2 separate regions of the Homo sapiens genome follow, and region 1 is linked to region 2. Evidence: chromatin contacts called from ENCODE Hi-C or POLR2A ChIA-PET data. All regions are on one chromosome and are shown on one strand. The core of a region is the stretch at or near the end of the contact, and the rest is flanking DNA. Distances in the headings are between cores, read along the strand shown.

What was found. A loop is a pair of places that touch in the nucleus more often than their neighbours do. ChIA-PET counts read pairs that join two places held with the same protein, here RNA polymerase II (POLR2A). Pooled maps may share reads with other maps.
Region 1: a pooled map shows a loop between it and region 2 (12-fold over the local background). The contact joins the promoter of OCLN here to the promoter of CCDC125 in region 2. A Hi-C loop is called at or near these places in 3 of 50 pooled maps. POLR2A ChIA-PET finds 5 or more read pairs at or near these places in 4 of 52 experiments (A549, Panc1, T-cell and 1 more).

What each region holds. Positions count from the first base shown.
Region 1 is chr5:69,491,393-69,494,138 of GRCh38, forward strand. It overlaps OCLN (occludin), which reads left to right and starts at 1,398. Exons shown (of 9, transcript NM_001205254.2): 1 at 1,398-1,508.
Region 2 is chr5:69,331,551-69,334,250 of GRCh38, forward strand. It overlaps CCDC125 (coiled-coil domain containing 125), which reads right to left and starts at 1,251. Exons shown (of 12, transcript NM_176816.5): 1 at 1,099-1,251. It also overlaps the pseudogene CHCHD2P2.

The sequences.
Region 1 (2,746 bases), core at 148-2,647, 160 kb after region 2:
ACCTCATATTTATATAGTGCTTTTACTTCCTCAAGTATGAATTGTGCCTTAAGATCTAATGTATGGGAGAGTCACATCTCTAACCATTTAATTAAAGGTAGAGAAGTGGGTGGGATTGGATAGAAATTTATTAGCAATGCTGACATTCCAGATTGGAACACAAAGACAAGCAGGATGTAAGAAACCTAAAAGTTCGCTTTCAATGCAGATAGTTAAATGCCAAGAACTATAATTGCCACATCCTGGAGTACAATTAAAAAATATGTTGAAAAACAACCAACATACATAAAAATATACACAGTGTTAAGTGCAGACTATGAAATTTCCCTTGGAAACAGAATCCAGATCAAGAAATAGAATACAGCACCCGGAACTAAGGTGCTTTTTCGTTTTCTTAAAAAAAAAAAAAAAGTAAACCAAGTTTATTTTGCTTTTTAAGTAGTGTTGTTCTTAAAGCACTACAGGTTGGTAAACAACGTATAAGGTGCTTTTTCTCAGGCCAAAGAGCCATAATAGTTTAAATTTCCCGGTCCTCAAGAGCGGACCGGGTGGGCAGGAGAGGACCCTGGGGTGGTGATGTGTAAACTGTATTATGCACTTTAGCCTGCTGGATGGCAACTAACACCTACAGTAGTTCACCCTCATTTTAACCCCTCTAAGTAATTGTCTCTTATTCTGAATCTAGAGATTCAGAAACAGCGCCAATGTTTACACACGACTTTTGAAATTTTCCCAGGAGTCTTTCGTTGGAGCAATACATCTAGATGCCTTTTTCCAGCAACAGTTTAATCAAATTCTGGAAGCAGAAAAGTGTCCTGTGAGGACGTGCCTTTCCTATCAAAGTGCTGAGTGCCTGGACCCTCTTTCCGGAGGAAACAGTCCCCTCTGGACCTCGTTCGGCCTCTCTCCATCAGACACCCCAAGGTTCCATCCGAAGCAGGCGGAGCACCGAACGCACCCCGGGGTGGTCAGGGACCCCCATCCGTGCTGCCCCCTAGGAGCCCGCGCCTCTCCTCTGCGCCCCGCCTCTCGGGCCGCAACGTCGCGCGGTTCCTTTAACAGCGCGCTGGCAGGGTGTGGGAAGCAGGACCGCGTCCTCCCGCCCCCTCCCATCCGAGTTTCAGGTGAATTGGTCACCGAGGGAGGAGGCCGACACACCACACCTACACTCCCGCGTCCACCTCTCCCTCCCTGCTTCCTCTGGCGGAGGCGGCAGGAACCGAGAGCCAGGTCCAGAGCGCCGAGGAGCCGGTCTAGGACGCAGCAGGTGGGACTCGCGGCGCTGGCCCGCAGGCTTCCCGCACCCCCTTCCACGTTGGTGCGCATGCCCGGGGGCAGGGCCGGTTGTAGGGAGGAGGGAAAGGAGAGGGAGAAGGGGGAGGAGACGTCCCCAGCCCAGTCCCCGGCTGAGCGCTGGCGGTCGGTGCGGCGTCAGGTGCGCCCGCCAGGTGAGCGCGCTCCCTGGCACCGTTGGCCCCCGGAGGGTCGGGCCCAGTTGCGGCGAGCGGGTGAGTGTTGGGCGCGGCGTCAGGGGCGCACGGGAGCCCGAGGGTCCCCGTGGGGGGACCGCGGCGACTATGTTAGGGGAGGTGCCGGGGGGAGGACGCTCCGCGCTGGTTTCGGTGGCAGTTTCGTCCCCGAGCTGGGACTCGTGGGAACCAGAGAGGCGCGGGTCTGCGGAGAGAGCAGCACCGGCCAACTTGGGAGGCTGCCTCCTGGGGCGAGGGGTGGCTTGGAGCCGCCGATCAAGCTTTATTCCGCGGAAACGCTGAAAGCTAGCAGTGCCTCAGCGGCGCGGGCAACTTTTCACTTTTATGGGGCACGACATTCCTGAACAGCGACGATCCTGCATCCGCTCTGGGGCTGCAGTTTGGGGGGGCGGCCTTCATGGAGAGGGATCCTGCGCCCAGCTCCTTGGGGGTCCTAAGCCTGAGGCTGCAGCGAGGCGGCTGTTCGGCGGCCCGGGCGGCTTAGATCCCGGGGGGAATTTCATTCCTTCCGCTCCCACCCCACCCCTTTGGATATCCCGGGGAGACGGGGGCTGGATTCAATCTGTGAAATATTCCAGGAGTCACGGTGTGGGCCACACTGGCTACTTCGAATCCACTTGTTGCGAGTTGTGTGAACCCGCGTCGATTTAAGCTGGGGGGCGGGGAGTTAATTTCGAGTGAGGCTGGACTTCGAGGGAAGCTGCTCACGCTTCGGATTCTCATCCGTGACCAAAAGGGCTGCCCCCAGGGGGGCGGAACTGCCTCCGGGCGGTGCCTGCCCGGCGAACGTGGGCGCGCGCTGCCTGGGAGCGCCTCGGTGCGCACGGAAGCCGGGACCCGCGCCCAGCCGGGCCACGGAGTTTGGGGACCTCCGGGACTGGGCCGGCCCCGCGCGCCAGCCATGTTGCCTGCGTCGGAGGAAGCGTGCGGGGAGCAGGGGTCGAGGGCCAAGATGGCCTCTGCGCCTAGGGGTTGGGAGCGGCGCCGAGCCCCTCGCGCTCCTCGGGAAGCCACCGGGCCCGAGGGAAAAGCCGCGGCATCCTTAGGCCGGACCCGGGGCTCGCTGGCCACACTGCCCGCTTGGGGAATTACCCTGCTCGAGGAGGAGGCGGCGGCTTTCCAGGCCAGTCAGTGTGTGGCCCTTAGGCAACAGGTGTATTATTGGGATACCTGGAAAAGAGAAACGTTTCCCATGAAGGCACTTATGGTGTTTTTTGGTGATTCTTGGTGTGATAGAAAACTAGGCGTTCCCAAGT
Region 2 (2,700 bases), core at 1-2,500:
AAAAATAAAAATAATGTATCCAACTGAAGTGTCACCCTGTTTTCTACAACAAAGCTACAGTTTTCACCTCCAGTTTCATCTGGCAGTACTCCCTGGATGTACTCTGCGCTTCCACGTAAGAGGAACTGCACTTGCTCCCAGGGCTCCTCCCTCAGCTCAGCTTGGTCACCTGCAAGCCTCTATTGGTGCCATTCTTCACCCCAGGAATGCTGTTTCTTCTCAGAGCCCCCTCAGTTCAGGACAGCACTCCCTCCAGTAGCCTTCCTGACTCCCTTGGACCAGATGTGATTTCTTCCACATCTGAGTCTTCCCAGTTCTGGGAGGTTTTACTGAATCTTTTTAATAGTGCTTACTTCCTACCTGACCTAGACTGACTGTATATTCCCTTATGCAGAGACTTTGTGTGTCTCGTTTGCTTATGCACAACATGTGTTCCAAAGATATTTGACAGAATCGAAAGAGAAAACCGATTCCTGCCCGGAAACCTTTGGACAGAAGAATCTACATTCAGTAGCCTGACAACTCTGCCTTAGCAAACAAGTTGGTCAAACATGCCTAACTCCATGACAAAGAGGAACTAACTTGAGCCCTCCCTGGTGAACAATGGCCTGCTGCACTTTGCTTTAGGATTTTGTTTCTTAACTTTTCATTTTAGAATAATTTTAGATGTACAGTAAATTGCAAAGATAGTACTAAGAATTCCTGTGTACCTTTTACCCAAATTCCTCTAATGTCAACATTTGTGTACAATTTGTCGAAATTAAGAAATTAACATGGGTACGTGCTATTAACTAAACCACAGCCTTTATTATTTTTTCCACTAATGTCTTTTTCTGTTTCAGGATCCAAACCAGGATACTGGCGCTATAGTTTTATAAGGCTCAAAATTAACAGAAGAGAAAAAAAGTAAAGCAGGTGGAGAGGCAGAGAGAGAAATAGGGTCTCTGAAATCTATTTCTTATTTTTTTCTTATCAGACGAGGCCATTAAACTGGCATTCAGGGAAAAGGATTTGGGCAGTTTGTCCACAACCTGCAGAGTTTCCACGAATCTGCGCATCCCGCCCCTGCCCTGGGTCCTCCCCACTCCCGGTTCCCACCTGCCAGGTCTGACCCCGGGTACCCTCTCAAGGTCCGTGGCGGGGACCGGAGCCCGGACTCCAGCTCAGCGAACAGCACCCTCCTACCGCCCCGGCGCCCCACTCAGCTCGCTCACCTGGCAAGTAGCCTCCTCTCCGTGCGCGTGCGCCGCTGCCGCCGCGCGTCCTCCGGGCCACCACGTGACCGCGTGGGCGCAGTCCCAGACAGGAAACGCCGGTGAGGTCGCCCTGGGCCATGGAGGCAGCTCGCGCTACTTTTTCGCGACCTCACTGTGTTCCTGTGTGCAACCTGATGTTAGCTCTGTCCACCTTCAGCTCCAAAGCCAACCACGGGTAACCAATATGCAAACAATGACATGAGATTTAGAAAAACAACAAGACGGGGCCTGTGTCAATACAGGTAAAATTTGGTGGTTCAAACATTGAGGTTCAGACCGGCGCGGGGTTTCACACCTGTAATCCCAGCTTTTGGGAGGCCAAGGCGGGAGGATCGCTTGAGGCCAGGAATTCGAGACCAGCATGGCCAACATAGTGAGACCCCGCTCTACAAAAAATTTAAAAAGTAGGGCTGGGCGCGGTGGCTCACGCCTGTAATCCCAGCACTTTAGGTGGCCGAGGCGGGTGGATCACGAGGTCAGGAGATTGAGACCATCCTGGCTAACACAGTGAAAACCCTTCTCTACTAAAAATACAAGAAATTAGCCGGGCGTGGTGGCGGGTGCCTGTAGTCCCAGCTGCGCAGGAGGCTGAGGCAGAATGGCGTGAACCCGGGAGGCGGAGCTTGCAGTGAGCCAAGATCGTGCCACTGCACTCCAGCCTGGGCAACAGAACGAGTCTCCGTCTCAAAAAAAAAAAATAATTAAAAAGTAGCGGGTGTGGTGGTGCGTACCTGTAGTCCCAGCTACTCAGGAGGCCGGGAGGCCGTCAGGTGGGAGGATCCCGTGAGCCTGGGAGATCCAGGCTACAGTGACCACTGCACTCCAGCCTGGGCGACGGAGTGGAGACCCTGTCTCAAAAAAGAAACAAACCAAAACCAAAATATTAAGTCTCTAGGAATCCTGTAAGAGAAGGGTAGATCGGGCCAGGTGCGGTGGCTCACGCCTGTTAACCCAGCACTTTGGGAGGCCAAGGTGGGTGGATCACCTGAGGTCAGAAGTTTGAGACCAGCCTGGCCAACATGGTGAAACCCCATCTCCACTAAAATACAAAATTTAGCCGGTCGTCACACGTCCGGAGGCCGAGCCGTCGCGTACCTAGGATGCCGCGTGGAAGCCGAAGCCGCACCTCCCGCATGGCCCCTCCGGCCAGCCAGGCCCCCTCAGATGAGAGCTGCACCCAGGCCAGTACCAGTCGTTCAGCCACCAGCAGCGGCACCCCCATCTGTAGTTGGCTCTTCTGCTGCTGCGCCCCGGCAGCCAGGTCTGATGGCCCAGATGGCAACCACTGCAGCTGGCGTGGCTGTGGGCTCTGCTGTGGGTCACGCCATTACTGGGGCTTTCAGGGGAGGAAGTAATGCTGAGCCTGCGAGGCCTGACATCACTTACCAGGAGCCTCAGGGAACCCAGCCGGCACAGCAGCAGCAGCCTTGCTTCTATGAGATCA